Regions from separate parts of the Homo sapiens genome. Here region 2 is linked to region 1. Evidence: chromatin contacts called from ENCODE Hi-C or POLR2A ChIA-PET data. All regions are on one chromosome and are shown on one strand. Each heading gives the region's core, a stretch centred on a gene start or an enhancer-like site at or near the end of the contact. The rest is flanking DNA. Distances are from core to core; before and after follow the strand shown. Region 1 holds the start of ULBP3 (UL16 binding protein 3). Region 2 holds the start of LRP11 (LDL receptor related protein 11).

What was found. Hi-C counts contacts between places; a loop is a spot of excess contacts on that map. ChIA-PET counts read pairs that join two places held with the same protein, here RNA polymerase II (POLR2A). Pooled maps may share reads with other maps.
Region 2: a loop to region 1 is called in a map of naive thymus-derived CD4-positive, alpha-beta T cell, with 6 times the contacts of the local background. The contact joins the promoter of LRP11 here to the promoter of ULBP3 in region 1. A Hi-C loop is called at or near these places in 1 of 168 maps with a recorded cell type or tissue (naive thymus-derived CD4-positive, alpha-beta T cell) and 8 of 50 pooled maps. POLR2A ChIA-PET finds 5 or more read pairs at or near these places in 2 of 52 experiments (K562 and T-cell).

Annotation. Positions count from the first base shown.
Region 1 is chr6:150,064,258-150,070,710 of GRCh38, forward strand. It overlaps ULBP3 (UL16 binding protein 3), which reads right to left and starts at 4,864. Exons shown (of 5, transcript NM_024518.3): 1 at 4,722-4,864; 2 at 1,642-1,905; 3 at 1,141-1,416; 4 at 328-456. The coding sequence starts at 4,809. The coding sequence ends at 350. LOC124901428 (a long non-coding RNA gene) reads right to left here and starts at 6,016. Exons shown (of 2, transcript XR_007059809.1): 1 at 5,501-6,016; 2 at 5,171-5,393. RefSeq lists enhancers at 4,539-4,588, 4,609-4,688, 5,886-6,453.
Region 2 is chr6:149,861,991-149,868,658 of GRCh38, forward strand. It overlaps LRP11 (LDL receptor related protein 11), which reads right to left and starts at 2,369. Exons shown (of 7, transcript NM_032832.6): 1 at 1,418-2,369. The coding sequence starts at 2,030. RAET1E-LRP11 (RAET1E-LRP11 readthrough) reads right to left here. Exons shown (of 15, transcript NR_182438.1): 8 at 3,226-3,354; 9 at 2,895-3,007. RAET1E-AS1 (RAET1E antisense RNA 1) reads left to right here and starts at 1,508. Exons shown (of 2, transcript NR_045126.1): 1 at 1,508-2,392. RefSeq lists silencers at 1,374-1,523, 1,694-1,803, 1,944-2,003, 2,074-2,523 and an enhancer at 2,180-2,680.

The DNA of each region.
Region 1 (6,453 bases), core at 3,614-6,113:
CAGGCCACACACCACTACCCTTCCCAGATAGAAACCTGCTGTGAAATAGGCCTGAACTGTCTAAACCCTCTTGAACTCAACCGGCCCTGAGCCTTGATATGGGTCCCTCCCTTTCCCTCTGGCCCTGATGGTGAGAATCCATCAGAACTCAAGGTTGAGCTGCCCAGGTCATTGCAAACAGGCGACACCAGGTCTCATTCACCTGTCTCATGTCAGAACGAGAAGGTCCCGGCCATGGGGAGAGGTGGGACTCTGGAAATTCTCCTTTCCCTTCCTCCCACCTCACCCATCTGTCTCTCGTTCCCCTCACAGTTTTGCCCACAGTACCTGTCACTCTAAATGACTCTTCTCAGATGCCAGGGAGGATGAAGCAGAGGATGATGAGGAAGCTCCAGGGACTGAGGGTGGTGGCTATGGCTTTGGGTTGAGCTAAGCCTGGGGCCATGGTGGGTGGTGCTGAAAGGGAAACACAAAAGTGACAACTCTTGTCCACGCTCCAAATCTGAGGAGATGGCTCCTTAGCTCCTGCTACCCCAGGTCATCCGGGAAGGCAGAGGATTTGTCTCCCCTGCTGTGGGGCAGCCGCTGTGACAGGTCCTGGGGGTAGGAAGGGAGAAGGGGTGCTCCCTGTCCTCAGGGAGCTCACACAGCTGCTGAGGGAAGCAAGGTGACAGCACAGCCCACCCTCCTGCTGTGGCGGAAGAGGAGGTGATGCCCTAGGGCCGGGACAGGAGAGTCTCGGGGCTGCCATTCGAGGTGGTTTTGATGGATTTCCAGAAACAAACCAAGGGAGAGGAAAGGAAAAGTGATCCTAGGAGGAGGGAAATCTAAGGAGAAAGGTCTAGAAACACAATGACGCCCACAGTTTTGAGGCTGGTGAGAAATCCACAGTGAGTGGAGCAAAAGCAAGTGCAGTGAGGAAGAGGAGTCAGGAGGGAGAGCATAGGCACCCCAAGGAGGAGGCCCCCATGAGGGGTTCATGTTCTTACACTCACTCAAACACACACTCACACTCACACATACATAGACTCACACCCACTCACACCCATACACCCACACCCACCATACTCAGACACTGACAGACAAGGGTGTAACTCGATGGCATCTCCAACATGCTCCCAGTGCTCCCCTGTCAGTTACCTGTGGGTTCCAGCCTCTTCTTCCTGTGCATCAGGAAGTCCCTAAGCCAGCTCTTGCAGTCTCTCATTGAGACCATCTTGAAGAAGGTGGTCAGTCCGCTATCCTTCTCCCACTTCTCTTTCATCCGCCTGGCTCCAGCGTGAACCACTGTCCACTTTCTGTTGTTTGAGTCAAAGAGGAGGAACTTCCGTCCATCGAAGCTGAACTGCCAAGATCCACGGATGTATCCATCGGCTTCACACTCACAAGACATCCTGACCTGCAGCGTGAGGGGTCCTGCCCCAATCAGAAAGAGATCAGCCCTGGTGTTTACAAATTCTCTTCCCTGTCCCACATCCTCCTATGCTGAGACCATTCTCATCTGGTCCTGTTGTCTCCTCCAAGTCCTGCCCTTGCTGCTGGGCTTCATGGAGGTCCCATGTCTAATTTCTTCTCCCCACACACAGAACAGCCCCTGAGCCCACAGTCTGCTCCCTTCTGTCCTTGGTCTCTTTCACTCACCACTGGGTGTGAAATCCTCCAGCTCAGTGTCAGCCAGTTCCAGTCTGAGCCTCTGCCCCACCTCTCTCAGCATTTCCAGTTGTTTTCCCCAGGCATCTGTGGCATACAGCTGCTCTTCTAGGTGACCCATAGATAAGACCTTGTCACTGCCACAGTCATAGGAGAGAAAATTCTTCTGATCCACCTGGCTCTGGACCTCACACCACTGTTGCCCATGTCTGGGCAAATGAATGATGGTGAAGTTATACCAGAGAGAGTGAGCGTCTAAGGAAAAAAAAAAAAAACACCAGAGAGTGTTGGGGTGGGGGAAAGACCCCAAACACTGTGACAGCAAGAGGGTTTCCTGAAGGGCTGGGCTGGCAGAGCATGGATTTCTCTTCCTGGACGGTGGTCTCTGCCTGTGGAGGAACCATGGGTCGCTAACATGTCTATCTCCCCACTCTGCCCAGGCCTATACTCACATCCGTCAGCACAGGACCCTGCCAGGGAGGTGGCAGGCCCACTACAGGAAGAAGGACTTAGATGGCAGGATCTGCAGGAGCAGCCCAGGTGGACTGCAAGAGGCGGGAGAGTGTGGGAGGGCACCCTGAGGATGTTGGAGCGTGGTGCAGTGGGTACGATGTAGTTAACATTGGATAAGGATGAGTTCATTTATTATGGGTAACAAGACATGGTAAGTTCCCTGGAATGTGGTCAGCTGCTAGTAGGTTGCCCTTGGAACCTTGGAAAAAGGAATGACCCACACCGCATGAAACAGAAAACCCAGGTCTTACGTGGCAGGTTGTACAGGAAGGAACAAAATACTAAGAGAAGTGCCCATGCCAGAGTGACTGCAGTATGAAAATCCAGAACAATGTTCACCCTCTGTGCTCAAGGGAAGCCTGGAAGACTCCTGTTTACCTAGCATATAAAGAAGGCCCCAGGAGAAGGCAGCAGACTGTCAAGAAGCTCAGGGATGCCTGTTGCTGAAGCCCAGGGTCAGGGGTAGGAGATGCTCTTCCTGAAATGGGCTCCCAGTAGTAATGGGGATGGAAAATCCTGAAATAAGAGATCTCAAGTGGAGGCCGTCAACTGTCAGCAGGAAGGAGGGTGCAATGATGGAAATAATTAGAGAAGTCACAATGCTAGCTGGGGTCCTCAGTCTTACAAAGCTATGCCCATGGCTCATAGAACAAAAGGGTCCAAGATCCAAAAGAGATGGAGACTCCACCCGGATACTACTAGATTTAAATAATTACCACAAAGACAAAATGCAAGGATGGATGACCAGGAGGCTGAAAGTTGTCACCCCGGGAAATAACTGAGCTCCCTCGCCCAGCTTTGAGAACTGAGCCACATCTCAGACGCAGAGTCCATTACTAGAAGGAGAGCCCAGAGCCCCTGGTGGGCTCCTTCAACCCCACAGCAATTGCAATGACTCCTTCAGCCTCCCCCACAGAGCCAGATGGGTAGTCACTCTGGTAACTGTACACCATGAAACAGCAAATACTCAGACACTCCTAGTGGACACAGTGTGTGATCCGAGCTCTTCCCAGGGATGTGAAGCATTAACTTGCTCCCCTGTTACTCATGAGGTGCATTTGGGGCAAAGTAACAGATGGACTTCTGTGTCAGGTCCAGCTTAGAGGGATGTGCTGGGTTCATAGACCCATTCAATGGTAATTTCACATTTCCTGGATTTCTACCGGGAATGGATAGTGTTTGTAGTTAATGTAGTAACTATTATAGTTTGTGCTGGTCATATGACCTCCCCTGTCACTACTCAACTCTGCTCTTATAGCTGGGATGCAGCCATACACACTCTGTGATGAGGGGTGTGGCTGGACCTGCCACTACAGCTATTTGACCCTGGACTCCCTAAGATCCCAGAAGCATGTGTGGTTGGAAAAGGTGCTATGTGGATTTCATGGCTATTCCCAACCACAGAATCCAACAGGGTCCCCTAGTGCTCAGAAGCAAAGCTGTGCCACTCACAGCAGTGAAATCCCCTCATTTAAAAGTGGCTCCTGCTGTGGTCCTGGGCCCCTGTGGAGATGGGCCTCCAGCTATGGGAGGGCAGTGACCACACAGCCTCAGAGCTGCCCATCACAGGGTGTGCTCCTCACCCTTTAGGTCATTAGGAAGATAGGCCCCACAGTGAGAAGACACAGGTGGGTCTCCTGGGATGGGCAGGAGCAGGGCCACAGGGAACCAAGAAGCTGCACAAGCAGTTGGCTCTGATCCCCAGGACACCACATGGCTACACCCCCCCACCCTCAGGTCACACCTGAGGCTTCAGGGAGGGTCCCTGAATGGCCCCTGGGGACCGTTAATGCTACTCAGCAACAAAGGAGGGGAGCAGTAGGCCCCGAACCATGGGACTCCCCCTCACATTCATCACATCCACACCTCCCAGAAGCCACAGGCAGGGTAGGACACACTTGTGACTCTTCAACTTACACAACTTAGAGATGACACCCTAGGGGATGGGGCAGCAATTGCCAGGACACAGCATGTGCCCTCATCTGGAGTCTGCAACCTAGGACAGGGTCCATTTCAGGTTTCTCTTTTACTTGCAGGTTGCCATTGCCTGCTGTTGCTCTACAAAGGGACGGGACTTGACACAGAGACAGAGAACTCACGGCCAGCAAGGACCAAAGTGCCTTCAGCCTTTCCTTTCTAGAAAGGGTTTGCTGACTCCTGTCTGCTTAGTGACTATTCTATATGACGCTGGCGTCACCCATGTCTTGACCCCAGCTCGGGTTCCGGGGGCTCTGGTTTCTCCTTCCCGAGGACGAGTGGGGCTGCGGGGTTGCACCAGGGATCCCCTCCCCACCTCGCCCTCTGCAGCTTTTTGGCCCCTCCACCCTCCTGCGGTTCTTTTTTCGCCTTCTTTGACCCCCCTCCTGCTCTGCAGGGCAAGCAGCAGCCGCAGGAAGCGGACCTGGCGAAAAAGAGCAGCGAATCGGAACTGAGCGTGGGGGCAGTCCGGGGAGATCGCGCCGGTCCTTCTAGAAGGCTTCCCTCCTCTGAAACCCGCTGCAGTCCACAGCCCCCCAGGTTTGGCCCCCGCCCCGCTTAGGCTCCATCCCCGAACTCACCGGCCCGCCCCGTCCCGGACCAGTCGAATAGCAGGTACGGAAGAATCGCGAGGCGCGGAAGGATCGCGGGGCTGGCGGCCGCTGCCATTGTAGACCAGGAGCGCCCGGGACACAAGGCGCAGTCGATGTGGAGACCAGCGTATGAATCACTTCGGCCCTCGCATGCCAGCTAGTGATTGAGTGTGCTCGGCCCCGTCCGGTCCCGTCCCGCCCCGGGATCCAGGGGAGCCTACGCCTGCCCACGTTTGGAGGGATGCTCCGCCCTATCCCGCCCCGTCCCGCCCTTCCCCGCCCCACCCCAGGCTGGGACCCGGGGAGCCTATGCCTGCTGTGGCTCCGCTTCGTCCCGCCCCGGGCTCGTGGCCTGACAGCGGCCCCCTCTGGCCAACCCTTACCCTCCACCCCAGGCTCCGCGCGGGCCAGGACACGATTCCTTCTTGACCGCCTCATTTAATTTTTTAACACACCATTTATTATTACCCCAATGTAAGCACTGATGCACAGGAAAGCGAAGAAACTTGCACAGGGATATCCAGTGGCGGCTGTGTCCCCCCGTCACTGCCTCCGCCAGCGACACCTGCCCTCCTTCAGCCTGCGCCAAGGAGTCCCCGCCCCTCTCCGTCCAGGGCGCAGCTGCTTCCCAGTCCGGAGCAGACCTTCTTTGCCTCTCCACTAAAAGCATGAGGAATATATAGAATATATATAGAATAAAGTATATTCTATATCCCTTTATGACTTCTGGGAAAAAAAAGAAAGAAAAGAAAGCCCTAGTGGCCTACCGTGATCAGTGATCAAATGATCAATTGTGTTTCCATGGAGAGCAGAAGCCGAGGGAGGGTCTACGCATGCGTGGGGCTCACTTTGCTGTACACCCATCTGTGGCCAGCTACACGCAAATCCATGGCTGCACGCGCATCTCTGCCCTGTCCCTGGATGGTGACTGCAGCCATCCTCAAAGCGGCAACCCGAGTGTATCCTCGTCTCAGTCACCATGGAAACATCTAGATCTGTGGGCAGAAGCCAGAGGGAGGTGATGGGCCCAGTGGCCCTTGGCCGCAAGGGAGGGCTTTAGCCTGGGATGAGGAGTGGACAGAGATCTTGAGTGCCACTCAGGCCCCAGCCACTCAGCCCATTCCCTATTGAATGAGAAAAATCGGCACAGACCTCCCACTCCGTACAGTCTTCATGTTGGGATCACCTGCACCTGGTGATCATCAATCCCGAGGGTCCTGAGGCTGTGGGAAAGAGGAGGAGGCCTGGACAAAGCCCAGGGCCTGTTTCTGCTTCAGGACAGAGTCATGGGAGGGCAGCCACCTCTGTGACTGAGCAGGGACACAGGAGCCTAGAAGATTCTGGCCTGATGCACTAGAGCCCCTGTGCAGGAGGGGCCATGTGGAGGGTAGTTTGGAGGACAACAGACACACAAGGGTGGGCAGTTCTCAGATTTGGGAGGGGCAGAGCTTGGCGGGTCCCAGGATCTGTGTGTGAGAAGAGCCTCCCATGTACAGGGCTGGGGGCAGGAGCCCAGGTTAGTCCTGGGAGGAGGCCTCTGGGAAGGCCCTGGCAGCACCACCCCGAGGCCAGGTGACCTGGGCCAGTGACTGGGGGAACAGGAGGAAGGTAGAAGGAGGCTGGCAGGAGAGCCCCAAGCAGGACAGGAGGAGGGGCTTTTGTGCACACCTGGGCCCTCCTGACTCACCCCTGCTGCAGGCATCTGGCCAACAGACTCAGG
Region 2 (6,668 bases), core at 1,119-3,618, 200 kb before region 1:
GGATATTTTGGTCTGTGTTTGGGCAGAGAGGATGTGTGTGCAACAGCCGTGGTGGGCCTCAGAGATGCTGATGGGGGGTCCAAGTGAAAGTGCTGCCTGCCTCCACTTCAGAAGGAAAGCTATGGAGTCCTTCCCAGTGTTTGCCTCAAGGCCAAGCAGTCGCAGGGTGACCCTTTGATATCTGCTCCCCTGACAAGGATTCTGAGCCTCATCTAAGGTAGAGGTGGGGAGGGAGGCAGGATGTGATGGACACAGATTTCCAGACTCTTTCAATGGATCCACAGGTTTTGGAGAATCCACACTTCCAAAGGGGCTGAGCTCCGCCCCCATCTTGCTGATATCATTCGTGCTATTATAAATCAAACAGCAACAGGGCATGATTAAACACACGGAGCCTGACCACACGTGGGCACAATCAAGGTCTCTTATTCCCTCCGTGACATTCATGTCCAACCACTACCATTTTTGTGCCTCCTGTATGTGTCCTGATTCTCTCATTCAGAGCATCTACAAAAAGTCAAACCGTCGAATCAGCATCATTTTTAGTCCTTAAGAAACACGCTTTAAAGTTTCCTATTTTCTTTTCCTTTTTTTTTTTTTTTTTTTAAGATGGAGTTTCGCTCTTGTTGCCCAGGCTGGAGTGCAATGGCGCGATCTCGGCTCACTGCAACCTCCGCCTCCTAGGTTCAAGCGATTCTCCTGCCTCAGCCTCCCGAATAGCTGGGATTACAGGCGCATGCCACCAGCTCTGGCTAATTTTTGTATTTTTAGTAGAGATGGGGTTTCATCACATTGGTCAGGCAGGTCTCAAACTCCTGACCTCAGGTGATCCGCCCTCCTCGGCCTCCCAAAGTGCTGGGATTACAGGCATAAGCCACCACGCCCGGCCTTAAAGTTTCTTATTTTCAACGAAAATCAAGTCCCCTCTTTTCACTTTTTATAAAAGGGACCAGAAGTTTTCCTCCCATTTTTGTATGATGAAAGCCACCGCAGGCAAAGTCAGGAGAGCCACGTCAAGAAAAAGGAGTGGGTGTTACGAGAAGCCCGGCATCTAATTAGATTTTGCTCTTGCAATTACTTAACACAAACCATGCCTTATACAACCCATGAGACTAAAACAAACTTTTTTCTCTCAGCATTTCTCCCCTTTTAAGTCATATTTCCACGAATCCTCTCAGATCAGCCTTTCTCTTCAAGCCTAGAAAAATTCCAGTAGCACGTCACCGCGCCCGCCCGCCCGCTTCTGCCAAACTACTGGGCTTCCTCTTCCCTAAGACAGAGAAACCCATGCCAGAAACTCTTCTGGGTGCCCGCGGCTAAAATAACTTGGCACGAGTGTGTTTCGCTTCCAACTTGGCGAGGGCGCTGCGGGTCTCGAGCGCTCTGGCCAAGGCCGGCCCCTCAGTCGCGCGCTTACCCTGCCGGGGCGAGGCGCGCGCGGTGGCCAGGGCGGCGCCGTCCGGCGCGCGGCTGAGGCTGTAGCTGCTGTAGCCGCTGTGCAGCGCGAACTTGCAGACGTTGCGGCCGCGCGCCGTGCAGTTGAAGAGGTAGCAGCCGAGCACGGCTGCCGGGGGCGCGGGGCGCCGGGGCAGCTCCACCACGGCCACGGAGCAGCGCGGCTCGGAGCAGCAGGCCGCCACGCATTGCCGCCAGCCCCGCACGGCCGCCGGCGCCCGCAGGAAGCTGGCACCCGCCGCCAGGGAGTCCTTGGTGCGGATGATGGCGTCAGGCATTGCGCTGTAGCCGCCGCTGCCCGGGCCCGGGCAGTCCTCCTGGGGGCCGCCGCCCGCGCGCAGCTCCAGCTCCAGCTCCTCCTGAGGCCGCTCCTGCTGCAGTTGCCGGCGGAACTCCTCCAGCAGCTGCTCCACGCCCGACAGCTGCGCGTGCAGTTCGGACAGCGGCGCCGCGGGCGGCAAGGCCGCACGGCCGCTTGGCAGCCACAGGCAGAGCAGTAGCAGCCCGCGCAGCGCCCCGTGACGCGGCGGTAGCCGGCGCTGCGAGCCCGCGCTCTCCTGGGCGACGGAGGCCATGGCGACGAGAGCCAAGGGCAGCGAGCCGAGGCGGGGCTGAGCGCGGGAGGAAGGCGGGGACGCGGGCGAGCGCGGGCCCTGGGCCCCTCCTGCGCGGCCGCGGCTGGCTCTAGGCCCCGGCCTCACAGCGCGGCGCCCCCGAACCCGGCTGCTCCCCCGAGGTCGCGGGCGCCGGCGGGAACCGCAGTAGCGGGAGACATAGCCGGCCCAGCCGGGCACCGCTCCTTGCCCTCGCCGGAGACTGCCCAGCGCCCTGCGCCTCTCCGCCCCGGCCTGCGGCGCGCTGGGTGGCGACGAGTCGGCCTCGGCGTTGATCAGCACCAGGTGTGTGCGAACAGTGGCCGCGGCGGGGTGGAGCCTTGGTGAGCCCCGCCCCCCCGCGCGGCCCCGCCCCCGCGCGTCTCGCGCCGGCTCCTCCAGGGCTGGGAGAGCAGGCCCCGGGGAGGGCAGCCTCAGAACAACTTTGCTCCCGCGCCGCTGCCCAGCTAGGGCAGGGTTCATGTCTGGGCCCAGCAGGCTTTAGCAACCAACCACACCTGCCCAGGGCGCCTGCCCACAGGGGCTTGGCATTCGGGGGAATGGGGGCAGTGGGAAGGGAGGGCCTGTCTTCAAATCCTCGTGACCCCCGGGACTACTCCAGAGAGGGGGCACGCGCACCTAGGACCACCGTAGCGCGTCATCAGTCCTTCACCTCCAGCGTCCCTGACTTTCCGCATCATGTTCCCAAGATGTGCTTGGGTAGTACAAAGTGGGGCGGGGTTGGGGTGGCGGAGTCAGGGCCGGGAGGGGTGGGGATGGGAAGTACTGAAAGATGTTCAGTCTGTTTAAAAACACAAAAATCAAGCCTGGTGAGGTGGTACTCGCCTGTAAGTCCTGAGGCTGAGTTGGGAGGATGGCTTGGACCCAGGAGTTCGAGACTGCAATGAGCTGTGATCACACCACTGTACTCCAGCCTGGGGGACAGAACAAGACCCTGTCTTTAAAAATAAAAACAAAACCCATAAATAGCAGTCGTCACATGCACTCAGATTTCCACAAATATAACAAAAAATCTGAACACAGCCAACATGGGGACCTGGGAGTAATACAGCCTGTGACAGAGAGGCCTCTAGCGGTTATATCACGTAAAATCTCGGGAGTTGTGCTTTAAATGACATAAGGAATAAGAAAATGTCCAACCCAGTGGGGGCTTCACCTTGGCGTTCTAGACTTCTGTGAGCAGCATCTGCATCTTGTTTGTTTCTGAATCAGTTTCTGTTGATTCATTTTTCTCCTGATTGTGGATCGCATTTTCTTGCTTTTTAGCCTGTCCGGAAATTTTTGCCTGGATGCGCACATTGTAAATAGAACACTGTTAAGTGTCTGTATTTTTTAGGATTGAAAGAATAAATAATTGGTGGGAAAATATCAGTCTCTGCTATGTGTTTATTATCTCCAGAGTTGACATTTAGGAACCCATTGCTTGCAGATCCAGATCAGAGTAGGAGGTAAAATTAAAAGGTAGCAATAGAAAAGAAAGAAAAAAGCTCAATGTTACTTGCCATTCCATCAAAGGGAGAAATTATAAAGTTTTTGCAGGGGTATATTTGAGTGATTTTTGAGGCTAAAAGAAATGGCCTCTTAGCTCTAAAGGCTGTGTCTGGACTGTACCACTTCGGCCTGGAGATTCTTCCTCATATGGCATACTCATCCCACACAACTGCAGTCATTGTAAGATGACCTTGAAGCAACATAATGCTTTTTATTTTTTATTTTTATTTTTTGCCATAGACCTTGGAGAGCTTGAGCAGGATTGTTATGAGGAGAAACTTTCACTAGTGATGAAAATGCTGACTGAGGGTATCATCAAACCCTCCAAGGACTAGTTGTTATATAAGTTATTAATATTAAAAATAACATGATAATATATAATATTAACTAAGAATTGTACATGATTTCAAAGTTTGCCAAACACTTTCACATACATGATTTTATGTGCCTTCACAGAGACTTTGACCACCTCACTCCTGCCTTTGGGACCGTGAAAGAGAAGTCAGTATAGAGTGAGCCCTAGCTCACATGTTCCGTGGTAGGGAAGTGGACAGGGGAGAGGACAGCATTTCTCAGGGGCATTCATTTCTAAATCCCTCCAGCACCATCAAAGATTTTCCTGCATCTGCAACTTTACAATAGGTCTTTTTGGGAGAAGTGGAAATTATTTAATGTTGTGTTTACCGTGAGCAGTGGTTATTTCTGGGCTGTGAGTTGCAAGTACTGAAGGGGAAATACTGACTTTTATAATTTATAAGACTTTGTTGAATTTTTTTTTTGCAATGAGCTTGTTGTAAATGATTTTCTATTTTTTAAAAATAAGTGTTGACATCTGCTTCAGCCAGGAGGGAGCAACAAGGACTGGACTTACTCTGTGACCTGAAATGAAAAATCTGTGAAAAAAATGTATGGAACAATGGTTTTCAGACATTGGGCAACAGGCAATGCAGGGCCCAAGAGAAGGGAGACAAAGGAAGTGAACATGCTGCTTGCTCCAGCTTACTGCCTGGAGAGGGTTTCCAAGCCGCAATGCAGACAGGCGAACCAAAAGAGACTCTGAGTTGGAAAATAGAGCTGAGAATTCAGGGAGGCCAGGGTGGCTAGAGTACCAGAGAGGAGAGAGTGCAACGGAAGGAGGGAGCTCTGGAGATCTGTGCAGGGTTCCTCTGAGTCTTCAGCAGAAGTTCGACCAGGTACATGCATGTGAGGAAACTTCCCAAGACAGAGAGGCAACCACTAGAAAAAAGCTGGCAGAAAAACTTCTGAGCTTGCATTGGCCAGGCAATAGTTCGTTCCCAACAGCCAGAGTGGAGAAACCTTGTGACAAGAGGCATGAGTTTGAGTAGGAAGGGAAGGGATTACAGAGAAGCACATGAAAACTTTTGCAGGTGATAGGTGTGTTCATTACCTTGATTGTGGTGATGGTTTCACTGGTGAATACATTGATCAAAGTTCATCAAATTGTGTATTTTAAGTGGGTATAGTCAATTATATGTTAATAAGGCTATTTTTTAAAAACGAAGTTTCATTGCACTGTGCATTGTGATTTATCTTCTTTTTCTAGTTCTCTTTTCAGTTTTTTTCAGAAATAAACTATCTTTGTTTTAAAAGCCTAAACATCAAAACCTTATCAATGGATAGAAGAATTTTTATGTGAGGATGAAAATGTCAGGAAGATGTGTTTCTGTTTTATAAGATAGATCATTAAGAGTAAGAGTGGATCAAATTGAGATTGGACTTCGTAGGTCAGTTTGTTGAATGTTGGAATGAGATAACCTGTGTCTTAGCTGGGCTGCTGTAACAGAATACCACAGACTGGGAGGCTTCTAAACAACAGAAATTTATTCCTCACAATTCTAGTGGCTGAGAAGTTCAAGATCATGGTGCTGGCAGACGCTGATATCTGGTGAGGGCCCACTTCCTGGTTCATAGACAGCAGTCTTCTCACTGAGTCCTCACCTTGTGGGAGGAGTTAGGGAGCTCTCTGGGATTTTTTTCTTTTCTTTTCTTTTCTTTTTTGAGACAAAGTCTCGCTCTGTTGCCCAGGCTGGAGTTCAGAGGCACAATCTCTGCTTACTGCAACCTCTGCCTCCTGGGTTCAAACGATTCTTCTGCCTCAGCCTCCTGAGTGGCTGGGATTACAGGCGCACACCACCACGCCTGGCTAATTTTTGTATTTTTAGTAGAGACTGGGTTTCACCATGTTGGTCAGGCTGGTCTCGAACTCATGACCTTATGATCTGGCTGCCTCAGCCTCCCAAAGTGCTATGATTTCAGGCATGAGGCACCGTGCCTGGCCTGGGATCTTTTTTATAAGAACACTAATCCCATTCATGAGGGCTCCACCTTCATGCCCTAATCATCTTCCAAATTCTCCACTGCAAACATCATCACATTAGGTTTCAACATAGGAATTTTGGGGGGTTACAAACATCCAATCTACAGCAACACCCTAGTGACATCGTTTTTTGTTGCCCTCCCCTCCCCTCTACTGCCCATCTAAGTACTTTTACAGGCATCGAATAAGTTAAGTCAGTGCATGTGAAGTGCTTAGAAGGGCATCTGACACATTATAGAAGTTCAATAAATGCTAGTTGTTGTTGTTATTACAACAGAAATGAAGGACCTTTCCTAAGATTAGAAGTCATGAAACCACTTGAAGCCTGAATCTCCTCTACAACATCCCAGCTGAGTGGCTGTTGCACTAAGATTCTTCCTTCTCCATACCCCTTTCATGGAATCTGCTCTGCTCACGTCCCTGGAAGGGGCAGCCCCAACCCCCAGGTGGCCACACCCCCTGTTCACTAGGGATGGAATCAATAATGAATGCCTGGCCCAAGCACAGCCAATCAGATACTCTCTCCAAGGAATGTAAAAACAGAATTGAGAAACAAACTGACTCAGCAAATCAACTCAACAAACTGACTCAACAAATTGAGTCAGGGAGGGAAGTGTAGCTGGGAAGCCAGGTGAGCTCCAGGGGACATGGAAGGGGATGATAGCAGAGAGAAGCTGTTCAGCAGAGGGGGACAAATGGAACCGTGAAAAGAGGAAATAGAGAACAGTGCATACATAGCCTTGAGAGAGGGAGGGAGTGAAGACAGGAGT